Regions from separate parts of the Homo sapiens genome. Here region 2 is linked to region 1. A link is a loop called in an ENCODE intact Hi-C map of the cell type or tissue named here. Cell type or tissue: OCI-LY7. All regions are shown on one strand.

The links. A loop is a pair of places that touch in the nucleus more often than their neighbours do. Peaks named below come from ENCODE experiments on the same cell type or tissue, not always from the same donor. Only the 100,000 strongest peaks of a DNase experiment are listed, where the experiment ranks them.
Region 2: it touches region 1 in a loop (9-fold over the local background); 7 of 110 quality-filtered maps call a loop at or near these places.

What each region holds. Positions count from the first base shown.
Region 1 is chr3:187,995,326-188,003,325 of GRCh38, reverse strand. It overlaps LOC107986166 (a long non-coding RNA gene), which reads left to right. Exons shown (of 5, transcript XR_001741061.2): 4 at 747-911; 5 at 5,568-8,000. Among named protein-coding and RNA genes, the nearest start is that of LINC01991, 23 kb to the right of the region's middle. In OCI-LY7, a CTCF peak has its summit at 3,032; DNase peaks (open chromatin) are centred at 2,735 and 3,295; H3K4me3 peaks cover 2,290 bases; H3K27ac peaks cover 3,233 bases.
Region 2 is chr3:187,897,219-187,905,218 of GRCh38, reverse strand. LOC124906315 (a long non-coding RNA gene) reads right to left here and starts at 7,596. Exons shown (of 3, transcript XR_007096212.1): 1 at 6,915-7,596; 2 at 3,365-6,774; 3 at 2,345-3,264. RefSeq lists enhancers at 2,873-2,922, 2,929-3,430. In OCI-LY7, CTCF peaks have their summits at 4,027 and 4,250; DNase peaks (open chromatin) are centred at 2,938, 4,078, 4,958, 5,768 and 2 weaker places; H3K4me3 peaks cover 5,137 bases; H3K27ac peaks cover 7,376 bases.

The DNA of each region.
Region 1 (8,000 bases):
ACACACTTGGAGGAGAGGAGGAGTTGGAACTCAGATGAGGAGGTTAGGTAGGTGTGATGGTGAATGTGGGAGTGTCAGCAGCACACGAAGATAAGCAAGAGGTGGACAGGCTGAGCGGCAGCCAGCATCAAGCCAGCCATAATAAATGGTCATCCTAAGAAAGACAGCTACTATTCACTGAGCAATGCTATGTGTCAAGAATTCAGTCTGCTTTGTGATGTATTCTCACAGTATCTCTGCAAGGGTAATTTTATTCCTATTTAACAAATGAGGAAATTGAGGCCTAGAGAGATAAAGCAACTAGTCATGTAAGAAGTGGTTAGGTAAGAGTGCAAACCTGCTGTTTGTTTCCACTCTACCATCAAGCTAGGGGGAGGCTGGGAATAAGTCCTGTTCCTAGACAGGCAGGCTATGGAGCTGTTGGTGGTAGACTTTAATTCCAACAGTTTTGTAGGAATGAGGACCCTGGGTGGATTATGAAATCAGAGATAAGATGAGTCACTGGACCCAGGGTGCAAGGTCAGAAAGGGACAAACTTGATGCTGGGTCACCTGACTGCTAAATGTCCTCTCACTGAAGACAATAAAAGCCCTCAATCCTGGAGTGGAGCAGAGAATTAAGTTGAGAACTCTTGCAGTGTCAACCACGCAAGGTATCAGTGACCAAGTCCTTGTGGATGCAGTTGGGACTTCTGAGGAAATACCCTATATAGGATAACTATGGATATCTATGTTTTATATCAATAGGGGTCTACAGTCCTACAGAGCTGTAATACAGCCTACGGAAACGAGTTTGAAAATGGAAAACTATGCTGAATAAACTGCTTATGACCCAACATCATTCCAAAGCAGAGTTGAGACTATGGTATAGCCGTGCACAGTGTAAGGCATGAAGGTTGGACGAGGATCCAGGTGAGTTAGGTAATGGAAGAGGGATGTGACAAAGCGTGCAGAACCGAAAGCCTCAGGATGAGATGAAGAAGGAGTGAAGGAAGCCTGGGAATTATATTAAAGAAAACTAGAGGAAAACCACCTTTCAGGTAGAGGGTCAAGAAGGCCCAGGACTAAGAAGAGCCTGAAAGGTCTCCAGGGAATGTGACACTGGTGCAAAAGGGAAATGGAGTAATAATAAGTGGCTGATAAATCAGATTAAACTTTGCTGGTATTTGCTATCTGTAGATAGCTTATGTTCCTGAAGTTCCTTTCCTGAGTAGCAGAGTTTAATGGTGTCTCTTAACTGTCAGTATTCTGTGTGAGCATTGAGAGTTGAAAGATAGAATTACAGTGACACAAGGTGGGGAATTTATTATTCAAAGAAAAACCAGATTGAAGTGGGATGTTGTGGTTGTAGATGCCCTGTCTATGAAGGACAAATCTCCCTTTTCATTCTGGAGTGCAGTAGCCAAAATCTGTGCCATTACATGAGTGAGCCCTTTACTACAACAACCTTATGAGATAAGGTCTCCTATTCTTCCCATTTTAAATTACAGAGAAGGAAAGTTTACCCTGCTAAGAAATGGCAGAATTAGGATTTGAACCTCATATACCCTTTAGAACCTGAACCTATATTATTAGGGCAAACCATATAAAATTTTCTGGGTTTTTTAGTATTTTATATTGGATGTCGGTAATTCCCAATCACATTATTTTGACCCTCAGTGTACTGAGAATACCATAGAAGTAAACAGATTTTGCTGTTTCAAGAAGCAGAATAGTCAGTTTCAGCTGCAACACAGTGTCTTGTCTTTTGTCACTTGTGATGCTAGTGGTGGGAATAGAACTTTTTAAGGAGCAGAGAGGATAAACTTGTGAGATTTTCAAGCATGTGGAAGTGACTTGAATGGATTCCCTTTAGGCAATGGACACCTGGATAGAGATCCAGGAAGAGACCACCCAGACGGTGAGCTACTTGAAGAGCCAGCATGGTTTCTGGCAGACAGTGTTGGTTAATAAACAGTGAACACTGAACGTGTATGCCTGTGTCAGATTTCACACTGAGATGACATAGTAATATGGCTCTCCCCTGGTGTGTACATTCACTACTCACCAACTCAACATCTTGGCACAAGGTTGAAAGTTTGGACCAGAGCAAATTTTGGCAGAGCAAATGGTGTTGGGGTGGAAAAGTCAGCGTTTGCTCAGATTGTTCTTGCACTGTCCAAGCCAGGTGGCTTCAGGAACATTGTTCATACTTCCTAAGTCTTCTGTTAAGTGAGCAGGCTTATTCTTTCCAAAGTTCTCTCTAGATGGTTGGGAGGCTGTTAACAGCTTAGAGAAAGTCTTTGTGAGCAAAAAAAAGCAAAAAACAAAAAAACAAAACAAAACCCCACAAAACCAAAAACATTATTTGAGGTGGGGTATAAAATGTTTAATCTTGTCGGAAAAATAGGGAAGCAACATGGTGGCTAGTCTGGAATTTCTGAAAGGCTCACCATTAGGGAGATAGACAGTACGTGGGTCAAAAGGGAGAGTGAGAAAGCACTTCTGACACTTCACGCAAACCTGGCCCCATGCCTGAATGTCTATGGAAGCCACCTCCCTACTGCCTCTGCACTTTGACTCAGTACCTTCACCTGCTGCAGAGGGTGATTAGCAGCAAGGTCTACCACCACAGCTGTGGGCTTCCTGCTCCAGCCTGCCCTTGGGGCCTCCATCACCTCATTTCTTCTGGCCTCCTCCCCGTTCCCCATTTTGGAACAACTGTACATAATCCCCTCTCCCCTGCCTTCCCCCTCCCCAAACACCCCCACCTGCCCCTTCTGGCTCTGTGCCAGCAGCTGGCTGGTAAGCAGTGCCAAATCAAACAGATGTGTGTGGTATTGACCAGCACGTGTTACCAGGCTCCCTGTCCAGCCCCGTGCCTGATCAGGGCTCTCTCTCAACTGGCCGACACCAGAAACCCCCTCTCAGGGGCACTGCAGGGCCTGGAACAGAGAAATGGCGAGATGCTATTGCCTTCTGGACATCTTAGTCTCCCTTCTCCTCACCTTGCAATTCTTTTTATTTCTTTCAGTTCAGCACCTCTTCCCCTGACTTGTTTACTTGTCTTTTTTATTTACTTATTTTTAACTCTTCCTCATTAATCAAGCTCCTGAACATTTAAAGAATTACAGTTTAAAAAGGCAAAACAGGGTCTTTAAAACAAGCTTTAAAATTCAAGTTCTCTTAGATTTATAAAAGACATCACAATAGGCCAGAACCAGCCAGAAGAATAATAGCAGCTGGTCTTCTTCACCGCAGCTCGCCCAAGCCCAGGATCTTTAAGATGTCACTTCCTTCCTTCCTTTCTTAGTGGCATGCAAAATTCATGGTAATTCTCAGAAGTAGGTAGTCTTGCAAGCAAATGGCTTTGATTCTCTGTACAATTGGCTAATTCTACTCACTCCCACCTACCTGTCTGAGCGAGGATGACTTGAGAACAGCAGCAATTAACCCAAGAGAGCCCTGTGACAGATCAAAGCTCTCTGGAGCACTGAAATCTCATTGAAAATAAAATTATCGAGTCTAGCCTAATGATACAAATATTGTTCGGGTTTTAGAGTATATATATTAAACATAAGAAGTGAAACAGCTTGCATTCTTCATAGCTGCTACCTAAGAAACAATCCTCCCAACAATGAAAAGCAACAATATTTTAGTGATTCATACTAAAGATGATGATTTTTCCAAAATAATGGCCTTAAATGTTGATAATCAACAGTGCCTACCTGAATTCCACAGACATGCATGATTTTGGCATTTTTCAGTTGAATTGAAAATGCAAGATTACTGAATTTGGCCTTGTCTACGCTTCTGAATATTACTTAAGAGATCATCAACATGTAAGAAATATTAAATTATAATAATATGTTTCCTATTTTGATTTTGCCCTGATGTCCAGAATGCTCACTTGAATTTGATTCTCAATTCGATAATTACATTAGTCTTTGCCACATCTTTTTGCTTTAATCTAAATATCTAGTTCCTTTTTTTAAAAAAACCCAGGGTATAACTTCTTTTATGTTATAAATTGTCCAAAATTCTTTTTGGAAAAAGAGATGATATAATAAAAAAGAGAATTCAATAAAAATGACATCTAATAACAATGATGAGGATAATTCATGACACTTCACTTTCTACCTTTAATTAGTTATTTATGTACTTGTTGGAAGGCCCTCATTAGACTGCAAATTCCCTGAGGACAGAGCCAGGCCTGCTATGTCTCTGCATCTCCCATGGGGTGGGTGTTTAGTAAGATTCTGTTGGATAAATACAACCTTAGGATTAATTTTAGGGGAAATAAAATGAGGTTGTCCTTCTCCTTTCTTTTCCATGTGTTTCTCTTTCTTGTCTTTTTTCAGGGAAGACTATTGATATAATGTTTTACAGTCAGAGCAGAGCTGAGTTATATGGGGCTGCTTTTATATTGCTGGGTGAGATGTTACTTTCTCCTCTTTCCCCTTTGAAGCCCATTGTAAATTTTTTTCTTCCTCTACATTGTTCTCTCCCTCTTCCTGCATAATAGTCAGTAATGTTCTCCTACATAAATAATAACCACTTACATTTACATAAGCATCGGTAACACTGGCACATTCTTTCCAAAAAGGATTTGAGATGAGCGTCTTGGAGGATTTTTCCATTTTACAATGCACTCTCAGATGCTATAGCTGTTGTTGTTAACTAATAATTTATAGTGTACTTACCATGTGCCAGGCACTAGGCAAGGGCGTCTTGTACACTATCTCATTTAGTCCTCACAGTAATCCTATGGGGGAGCTACTGACATTGTCTGCATTTTCAATGCAAAGAAACGGTGAGGGCGTGGAACTTGCACATGTTCACACAGCCAGGATGGGGCAGGAATGGGATTTGAACCCTGGCCTCTGGCTACAAAACTGAGGCTCCTAACCTCTGAATCATGTTATCCCTTTGGGTCATTACTTCAACCCAGTGAAATAGGCAGAGGGGAGGAATGAGGATGAAAGTAGAGGAACAGCGTTTTCTGAGTGTCTATCAATGTCCAGGACATTATGCTTTCCTTACAATATCTCCTTTGGCCCCTCAGACATCCCACAAGGTAGACATCAATACCGTTAGCGCAAATGAAGAGACAGAAACTGTCTTAGTTAACTTGCTAGGCACTCAGATGAGAAGGCAGGGTTTTATCCCAGGTCTATTTGGTTCTAAAGTTCATATTTTTTTTTCCGTTGTACACGTGGAGAAACCGGCCCAAGTTTACACAGCAGGTTATCAAAAACAACACCAAATCTGGTCTTTTAACCGCCCTTTGAGGGTTCTGGTGTCCTACTGGGGTCAAAATGTGCAGTGCCTGGCTACTGAGTGTCCTTCCCTATGTAACCCTGTGGGGCAGAAGGAGCACTTTAGTATGAGTTGACAAAGAGAAATGCCATTGAATTTTCATCTCATTCAGAGCAGAGAGAGAGAATAGCTTTGGGAACCAGGCTAGTTTGAAACAAGGGCTCCTGAAGCTAATTAAAAGCTAGTCTGGAGCTGTGCTTTTCATTCCTTAAGAATGTTCGACCTCATTAAATAGGAAAAAGCATGTAGAATTTTCTGATTTTTTTCTAGGTTCTGCAGGGGATGGGGATGCTGAGTAAGTGAGACACGTTTCTACAGCTTCTAGCCTGCCCAGTGCCTGCAATGACATCGCTGTTGCTGATGAAGACTTACTGTTCTCAAGTGCTTATCACACTGGGAGGATGGCAACTGGGCAAAGCAGACACAGAAGGACATCATGCTGCTGACTCGTGGCTTCAGACTCTCAGTCTCCTGTATTCCTTCCTCCTGCAATTGCAGGGGGTGCACAAAACATTTGCAGGCATGAACGCAGTGAAGCAAATAGTTGTTCTTAGGAACAATTTCCCTTGGAGTCTTTCACAGACACCTGGAGCAAACTGGTGCTCAGGGGCACAAGGTTCCAGCTAAAAGAAACAGAAAAGTTCACAGGCTTTCCATATGTCCTCTGGAAAAAAACAGAAAGCCTCAAAGATTGTTCTAATGTTTGGACTTCAAGTTCACAGGAGTCAGCTGTAACTCAGAGGCCGTGTGCTCAAGCCATGAAGATGCCTGGAATTGAGAAGACAAGAGATCAGGTTGGCAGAGTCTTATACTGGATATCTTGTAGTTTTGATTTAGGAAACCATTTATGGAGCACCCACTGGGTACCAAACACTGTGCTAGCAGATTTGAGTATATCATATCTAATCCTTCCAAAGACTCCACAAAGTAAGTGTTCTTTTCAATTTACAGGTAAGGAAACAGGAACACCAGCTACAACCCTCATCTTCATGGCTTTTGGCCCTTGCTCAGTTAGTAGAGTACAGCCTGAGGAATCTTGGTTTTGCAAGGTGTTAGAACTGAAAGGGATATTAGAGCTCATGTCTACCTTTTGAGGATAATGGTGAAAAGAGATCCAAAGCCAGAAATGTAAATTAATTTGCCCAGGGACACAGAGCAGAGCTGACACATCCACTCAGGCCTCTGGTCCTGCATGTGGACCAGTCTTTTCTTCTCCATGTAACAGCAGGAGAGCAAAGAGATTAAAATGCCATCTGGGGTGGATGGAACAAATGTCAAGGCCTGCCCTGGCTCTCTCTCTAAGCAATGATTACCACAGACATGGCGGTTTTCAAAGGGCTTCTCACTTAATCTGCTCACCATTCCTTAAAAACGAGGAAAGGGGAACCTTTGAAGTTATGGAAGATAAAGTGACTTGCCAATGTACAATGATAAAAATGTGCATCTATGTCTATAAAATATGTTAAGCTCTTTAGAAGAAAGGTGAAGGAAGAGAGCAAATTGTTTTGGCATTTTCTTATTTCCATCATCTTGTGATCTAAGTTGTCTGACACTGCTAAATCATCCTTTCAAAATAGTGACACTTGTTTCTCTCCCTCTTTGATTTTTCTCCAAACTGCTTGGGGTTCCAGAGGACAGCTCTTCTAGAAATGTCCCTGTCTTATCTCACAAGGCCTGCAGGAAGTGTATAGTCTACAATCCCAGCCATGACATAAACACCAGTCTTTCTGAACCACATGCAGCATTGCCCAGCTCTGGCATATCGGAAATGAGAAATGGCTATATGTTCTGGGGTATGACTGCAGCACTGTGTGCAGGGTGCTTACCAAGCATTAGGGCCGAAAGGGGTTGAAGACTCCTTCAAACTCTTGTTTTCTGAATCAATTTTTACCTGTTTTTCTTCTGACCCGTCCTGATAAATTTTCAGATAGCAAACCTTTTGGTATAGTGACAGTCAAAGTCATTTGCAAAGCATAGAATAAGTGGTTTAGATGCTTAGGTATATTTTTCACTTTGAATGTTCATTCTGAGCCAGTTTTGTTTATGTATTAAAATAATAAAATAAAGGATTAAAGCCATGTTTCTAAGTTGAATGAAAAATAAGATCTATGCATATTTAAGGGTGTCTCCAAGCTACCCTTAGTCATGCTCCCTACACTTCAGCCACTGGATGCCTTGCTGACTCCTGAATAAAGCATGTTAATTCCCACTTAAAATACTGCTAATAACTTCTTCAGTTTGATATCAGTGCTTTACACTCTTACCATAAAGAATTCTAAGCTGGGCATTTCCTGAATTGAGTTAAACCTATCATGTTCATGATCTCACTTATCCCTCAAAGGGACTTATAAAATAGATAGGGAAGAAATGTTTACTTCCATCTTGCAGATGAAGATACTGAGGCTCAGATGAAATGGCCACCAGCTCAGGGTCACATGATATTCTAGATAGAAGAACAATGGGTCTCCTGAATTCCAGTCTAGAATTCCTTTCTCTATATTGCTGGGATTCGTGCTTAACTCTCCCAGATTTGGATTGTATGTTTGGTCACTGATACTTCCTGTCAACATAAGTGAAAGCACCTGGTTGCTTCTTGCAGGGGTAATGACCACATAACCCCTGCATCCCTGCACTTCCCCACCTTGATTCATGCTGTTCCCTCTGCTGGGAATTCTCTCTTCTCTCCTCTGAATGGTCAACTCC
Region 2 (8,000 bases), 98 kb after region 1:
GATGAGGCCTATTAATTTCTGAAGTTAAACTCCTAGGGTTTGTTGACTGACATGCGGAGGGTAAAGGAAAGGAAGTGTCTAAGGAAGACTCTGTGATTTCTAGCTTTAGAAGTAGAGTGGAAAAATATGCTGTTAACCAAGGCTGAACACAAAGGACACAGAGCACATTTGGTGAATCTATAGGAGAGGGCTCTTTGGAGCACAGTATTTTAAGTTTCTGTAAAAAACACCCCACTAGAGATGTGAATAGGCTTTTGGGAAGACAGAGATGGTTTTTGCGGGAGAAGTAGGGACTAGAGTCATCAGGGTATAATGGTACTTAAAGCTCTAGAACCAAATGAGTGTTCCCAGGGAACTTTGGGTGGTGGGGTCAGGGGGAATAGATAGGCTCAAGGTGAAATCTTGAAGCATCCCAACATTAAAGTGTGGGCAGCATAGAAGAGACTGTGGAGAACCAGGAGAGAATTTCAAGACTGATGAAGAGTTGGTTTTTAGTGCAAATACCACTTTGGGAATGAGGAGGATGAAGACTGCAAAGAAATCATTTGATTTGACAATGAGGAGGTCACCAGGGACCTCATCAAGAGGGTTTTCAGTGGTGTGAGTATGTGTGTGGTTGTTTATAAGCCAGGTTGTAGTGGGTGGGGTGTAGGCAAGGAGTGAGATCATGAAGATGGCAATACATACTCAATAAATTTAGCTGTGAAGAGGAGACAGCTTTATCAATTACTGGATGAAAAAAATGGTTTTAAGAATTTAGAGAGATTCAAGGACACTGATAGGCTGAAAGAAAGGAGTTCCAGAAACAGGAGAGACTGATAATCCAAGAGGTAAAGAGGATAACTGGTGAAGCAGGTCCTTGAAGAAGGCTGAAGAGAAAGGGACTAGTTCATAGGTGGTTGGACCAGCCATGGTGAGAAGAGATCCCTCCACCTCTCTTCTTACCATCAGGGAAGAGGAACAGAGAGGTTTGCTGGTGGTGTGTTTAGAAGAGGAGGAGCAGGAGAAACTCAGAGGAAATATAGTGATTGTTATGGACTGAACGCTCATGCTTCTCACCCACCACCAACTGTATATGTTGAAGCATATCCAAAGTGTGATGGTATTTGGAGGTGAGGCGTCTTGTAGATAATTAGAGTAGGAGGGTGGGACCTCATGAATAGCATCGGTGCCCTTATAAAAAGATCTCAGGGAGCTCTCTAGCACCTTTACTACCATGTGAGTGTAAAACAAGAAGTTGGCAGTCTGCAGCCTAGATGACGGCCCTCACCAGCACCCGACCATACTGGCACTCTGACCTTGGACTTCCAGCCTCCAGACTGTGAGAAATAGATTTTTCTTGTTTTTTGTTGCCATGCAGTCTACACCACTTTGTTGTAGAACTCAATCTGACAGTGAGATTCTAGTTGCATCCCATCATTGCATAGATGGGGAAATGGAGACTCAGAGAAGTGGAGCAATTTGTTCCAGTTTGTGATACAAGTAAATGGGGGAGCCACGGCTGTGAATGGCATCTCCTGACCCCCATGCCTGTGCTCTTTTCACTCCCCACCTGCTTCTCAGACTCTCATGGCCTGGGGAAGATCCTGAAACAAGGGAGGATGAGCAGTGATATCTAACAAATATGCCAAAAGCGAGGTGAACTGCTTTGAGATTTCACCTTGAGTCTATCTAACAAATGATATCTAACAAATGTACCTCCTCACAACCAGGCACAAGCTCCTCAGAGACAAGACCCTTCGGAATGTCTTCTGGGCTTGTCAAATAGGCTCAAATATACTTAATACTCTGTGAATCTCCTTTGAGGCACCTGGCCCTGCATTCTTCACAAATAACCACATAAAATAAGAACTCTAAGACCCTCATCTTTTTCTGGTGTCAGCTCTCACTTGCTTTCTCTCAGCTAGTTCTTTCCATACCATCCTCACTTGCTTCTTACACCTACATTCTATGGCTTCCAGCAGATGCCTGGAATTTTCTTGCCAGATTCTCCCTAAATGAAGATTCCTCTGGCTCACCTTCCTGTGGTCACCCTGAGTAAGGCTCTCTTGGCACTTTGCAGTCCCAGAGTCCCTCATGCAGGCAGGGATCCTCTAAGGGCAGGTTTTCACTGACATCACCCTAACTTCCTCAAGTGGAACTTGAACATATTAGTCATTTCATGCTAATGCCACAGTTTTTACTAATTTATATTTTTTTAAAATAGTTTTTTAAAATTTTTTAAAAAATTATTAATCCAGTAACTGTTGAGAGGATAGTGCCTGGTGGGGGAAGGAGCGATGAGTCAGACACAGTCTCTGTTTTCAAGGAGTTTTTGTCTAATATTAGGGAGCAAAACAGCAAATTAAACAGCAAGTGTGAAAGTGATTAGCAGGGTGCCCAGCTTAATAGGTGAGAAATTATTTTCATTTAAAAACTGATATACATAAATATCTGAGAAGGGATAAAGGTGGTTCTAAGAACAAGGAGATTCCTAGATTTAGTTAGAAGCACAAGGGAAGAAGTTGAATATGAACATGAAGCATGAGTCAGGTTTGAGCAGGCAAAGGTGGGATTGTTGGGGGGGTGGGCACATTTCAGATGAAGAGAGCTTGTCTAATATGCCACTGTGTTTACAGGTGAAGCCAGCTATTGAGAGAAAACCTGGAAGTTTAGTGTCTCTTGTCCCACAGCAATGGAGTACAAGAACTGAGACCCATGCCAAATGCTGTGATTCCCAGGGCTGGTGGCCATGTGCAGGACTAGTTCCCAAGGAGAAGGGCCAGAGGGCTTTGGGCGCTCCTCCCTGCCCCCATTCTGACTCATTGTGGGACCGAGCTGAGTTTAGCGCTTCATTTCCCTTCTTCAGGCCAGCGCGATTTGAATGCACCTGCCTCCCTTCTGTCCCCGCTGCCTGGTGAGGATGGCCGTTGTGAGGGGCAGGGAGTACTTCCTAATTGTGTTCCTGTGGTCTAGGTCCCACGTGAAGGCTCTTGGCGGTCTCACTCAAATGAGGTGGGGGCAGCCTGACCGCTCAGTCACACTTGGAGGATGGGTTGGCTAGTTCTTCTCACCCTCTGGTCTGGTTTTGAAGTTGCAAATTTCTTAAGTTGCTCTTAAGAAAGGTGTGGGCCAGGGCTGGCGGCGGTGAAGTGGAGTGGCGGCGGTGAAGTGGAGTCTTCAGAGAGCTGTCAGGTCTCAGCCACTGTGCTCCGTATCTTCCTCCTGTGCATCCTATTAGCTCCGGAGCTCCCAACCTTCTCCTTTCCACAAAATTAGACACATCTGAAATGCAGAGCAAATAGTCTCACAGGGGAAAAAACAAAAAAGATGAGGCAGTGGAGGAAGGGGGAGACAGTAAAAACTACAAAATATTTCCATGCACCTGGAAGGGTTAGTGTCCTTCCATGCAAAGTGAGTTTGTCTGGAAACTCCTGCTACACGGATTGAGGGTTCACCTTGTTTATCTGCCAGGACACAAGAGCTTGGCTTATCCATCCAGGGCATTGCTCCCACCAACCACACCTGCACAGTGGTGAAGAAACTACAGAACTCTGAGATGTATTATTATCACACCATCCTCAGGAACTGGGAGACAGTAGGGTCAATGTTCTATACAGCAATTAGAGGTGCTGACCTGTTTGAATTCTCTTGGTCTCCAGGGCAGAGGATGTTGGTGGTGATGATGATAATGCTATCAATAACTTTCTGTCATAGTGAGTCATACTGCTACAAAGGACTTTCACATTTATTGACTCATTTTATCTCAAAAGCGCAATGGAGACCCCATTCACCTTCAGAGTATCCCCAAAAGATAAGCCACCATGGCTAGTAAGTGGACTTCAGTATAGACTCATTATTTAGAGCGGAATATAGTGGAACTTTTGGGATTTGCATTGTGGTCTTGCCCTTACCAGCTGGGTGACCTTAGACAAACCACTTCACCCCGCTGAGCCTTAGCTTCTTCATATGTAAAAATGTGTTAATAATAACTGTCTCAGAGGGCTATTGTAGGGGTTTAAGTGACTTCATGTAAATAAAAAGGCCATTATAAACTCTAAAACATTATGCAAATATTAATTGCCTTCTATACAAGAATGGGCTATTTGCAAAAATGAATGTAAATATAGTTTGAGATGGCAGGTGTGACGTGCCTGAAAGAGCACTTTACTTGGGATCTGAAGATGTGTTTTCTATTTTGGCCTCTACATGTCAGGTGGCAGTGAGGAGTGTGGCTTTCAGACAGGCAAACACAACCATGCAAAAAAAAACGGTGGCCACCATCCGCCTGTCACCTTGTCACCTATGGTAGACTGAATGATGGTCCCAAAGATGCCCATGTCCTAATTCCTGGAACCTGGGACTATGTTCTCCTACATGTTAAAGGGACTTTGCAGATGTGATTAAGTTAGGGGTCATGAAGTGCAGAGATTATCCCATGTCATCCAGATGGGTCCATTGTAAGGTGTAGGAGGAGAGTTGTGTGACAATGGAAACAGAGATTATATGCATTGAAGATGGAGGAAGGGGCCACAAGTCAAAGAATATGAGAATCTCTGGAAGCTGAAAAAGGCAAGGAAATACATTCTCCCCTACAGCCTCCAGAAGGAACTCTCCCTGCTGGCAGCTTGATTTGAAAGCCCAGAGAAATTAATGTTGGATTTTTGGTTTCCAGAACTGTAAAAGGATAAATTTATGTCATTGTAAGCCACCAAGTTTGTGCTGGCTTTGTTACAATGGCAATAGGTAACTCGTGTATACCACCTCAAAATAATTCGGCTCCTATTTTCTTTCTCCCAACCTGAATCCAACTTCTGAATAGGCTAGTGGGCATTCCCAAGTTTTCCTCTACTTTTTTGGTGGGCCAGCCTGGAGCTGACCTTTCTAATTCTGCACAGCTTATGCATCACTGGGATTGATAAATGATAAACTAACTCATTGGTTCTGCACCCTAGATTGGCTGGAGCTCTTCCTAGGGGTACTCAGGCTCAGGAAATGCAGCCTTTGTGGCTTTGAGCAAGTCAGTTAAACTCATGGGCTCTCTATTTTTTCATCTGTCATTTGGGGATAAAATTTCTTTCTATGCCTACCTCACAGGGTGAAGACTTAAGAGAAATGATATCAATGAAAGCTCTCTGCCACTTGTAAAATGCTCTACAGGTATGAACCCTGTTATCATCATCATTAGCATTATTTTATTTTTAAAAGAGTAAAAACGTTATTAAATGAAATGAGTTATAAGTAAGAGTTTCTGTTTTTTTCTTTCTTTAACTTTTATTTTATGTTTGGGGGTGCATGTGAAGGTTTGCTACATAGGTAAACACTTGCCATGGGGGTTTATTGTAAATATTATTTCATCACCCAGTACCCAATAGTTATCTTTTCTTCTCTTTCTGCTCCCAGCCTCTCTTGGTATTATTTTTAAAATATCGAATTTTCCAGCTTAATCTCTTTCAAACTTAATATATATGTTGTGGCAATTGACAGACACTCTGATTCTAGACAAGGCTAAAATAATCCTAAGGAGAATATCCAGTTGAGCATTGGCTTTTAAATATCTGGATTATTCATAAGCTTGAACTTCCAGTATGGACCCCAAAATATAAAAAACAGATGCTGTGGGGCCATTAAATAATTGTTCAGTAATATCACCCATTTGGAGATGGTGAGGCTGGGCAAATTTCACTTGCCTTTCTCTTCGTGGAACTGAAAATGGAAAAGACACATGCTAATCAGAAACACGGTCATCTGAAAACAGGGGCTTTAAAAATATCTTTCGGCCACAAGATTGCCAAGAGCAGAGGAGCTGTGCATTACTGCAAAGCCCTGCTTGTTATATCTTGCCAGTGAATAATGAAGACTCCCACTAGTGACAGGCTCTTTCTCAAACACTAAAACCACAATTTACCTAAAGCTCGCCCTGGACCCTCAGAATCATTTATTTGCCACAACCTCACTAGTCTTCTCTGACTTGATGAGGATTACAAAAAACTCCAACAATCATCTGGTAAATTTGCTCAGAGGAGCAGAGAATATTAGAATGCAAGGGGAAGGCATTGGTGGAGGGGGCTAACATTCATCAACCACTTAAGTCAAGTTTCAAGACTCTACTTTTCCACACATACTATCTAATTTTACACTACTGTTCTATTTTTGTGGCTATTATCCCCATTTTACAGAAGAGGAATCTGGGGTTAGAGAGATTAGGTAACTTCAGAAGATCGTAGGAGAATGTGGTAAAGCTGGCTTTCCACACTGTGTCTAGTTCATCCCTTTACAAAAAAAGGAAAACGAGAGGAATTGATTGCCTCAGGATCATGCACTTACTTGGTGCCCCTTGAGTTCTAAAAGTCAGGCTCGCTGAATAATTTGTCTTGACCCCCCACTTTGAATCTACTCCCAAAGGGCTTTCCCCTGTTACTAGAGATGCCCCTGGCATGTGTCTCTGCTGCTGTAACCAGATTCAGCAGCAGAATGGAGAAAGGGGCATGTCCCAGTTGCTATTGAGGCATAACAAAGCAACCCAAGCTTAGTAGTTTAAACTGTGGGTTAGAAACTTAGGGGAGACTAGGCTGGGCATTTATGGCTCGGGAGCTCTCATGTGGTTGCAGACAGTGGCTGAAGCTGGAAGAGTTGGGGAGGAGGGTACTGGAGCAGTGGGAGGCAGGCCAGGCATCTTTCAGGGTCCCTCCACATAATCCTTCTTTATGGACCACTTTGGGTTTCCTCACAGCATGGCAGCCTCAGGGCAGTTGGACTGCTTCCTTGGCAGTTCAGTGGTCCACATGCTAGACCCTAGAGAACAAGGAGGCAATGGCATCATTTTCTTTATGACATACCTTCAGAGATCACACAACATCACTTACTCTATATTAGAATGATTGAAAGTGAGTCACAACCCCACCCAGATTCAGAGGAAGGAGACTTGACCTCACCTTTCGATGGGAGAAGGCCATGTAGTATGGCAGTCTGTCATGGCGAGAAAAGGCTGCAACAGTCGGAGCAAGATGAGGGATCTCAAACACTGAGAAGAGGGCCAGTTATTTGTGCACAAGAATATAAACACAGTCTCTTATTGACAGAGAAGCGCCTTTATGAAGAGAACCTGGAAGAACACTAGCAATACCCTATTACTTAGCAAAAGAGTGTATTAAGCTGACAGCGGGACAGGGGCATATTAGAGAAGGTCCCCAGATTATGTCTGGGAAGATCAATCAGTTTGGCAAAAAGCTCACAGAGCAGGGATTCCTGGAAGCTAGTAGAAAGAGTTCTATACAAATTGCCAGATTATATCTTACAGACTCAACCTTTTCTTTGAAAACATTAAAGAACTTAAGTTTTCTAAATCGCTTAGTTGCCTTAAAACATCCCTATGTTCCCCCCAACTTAGCCGAACGTTAATAGATTCTGGATATATATTAATGACCATTTCCATTCAATTATCCTTCGATAAAGCTATTTTAAAAAAATGAAAAGGAAATGCTATCTACCAGGTTGCTTTTTACTTTATTTGATGTATTTTTATTTCTTAAATGAGCATTTACCTTTACCAAGTTCTATTCTATGTTCTGGTATAAACAAACATGAGAGCACCCTGCCCTCCACAGGTGAGAGCCACCCACTCAATACAGAGGGGGCAGGGGGTACGGGGGGGGGAGCCATGTGTATCCCATGAATGAAATCCCAGGCCCACGTTTCTGAAGGTACCATGTGGAAGATAGTATTTAAATCCTGCTGTGTGTATGACTGATTTAAACCCCTGGTTCAAGTACATGGTTGTTAGTTGAGCGTTCTCCTCGGGTCATTCATTGTGTGAATTAAAAGAAACAAGGTATGTGAAGTACTTGGCACTTGGCATGTGGTGGGCATTCAGAAAAGTGGACTGCTTTTATTGGGTTGGGTTTTATTATAATTTAATATTAACATTGTGGTATGAAAAGTGACTTCCTGTTTACAAATCACTTTCTTATTTTTCATCTTATTTAATGATAGCAATCCAGTGATTCAGGCATTGTAATTAT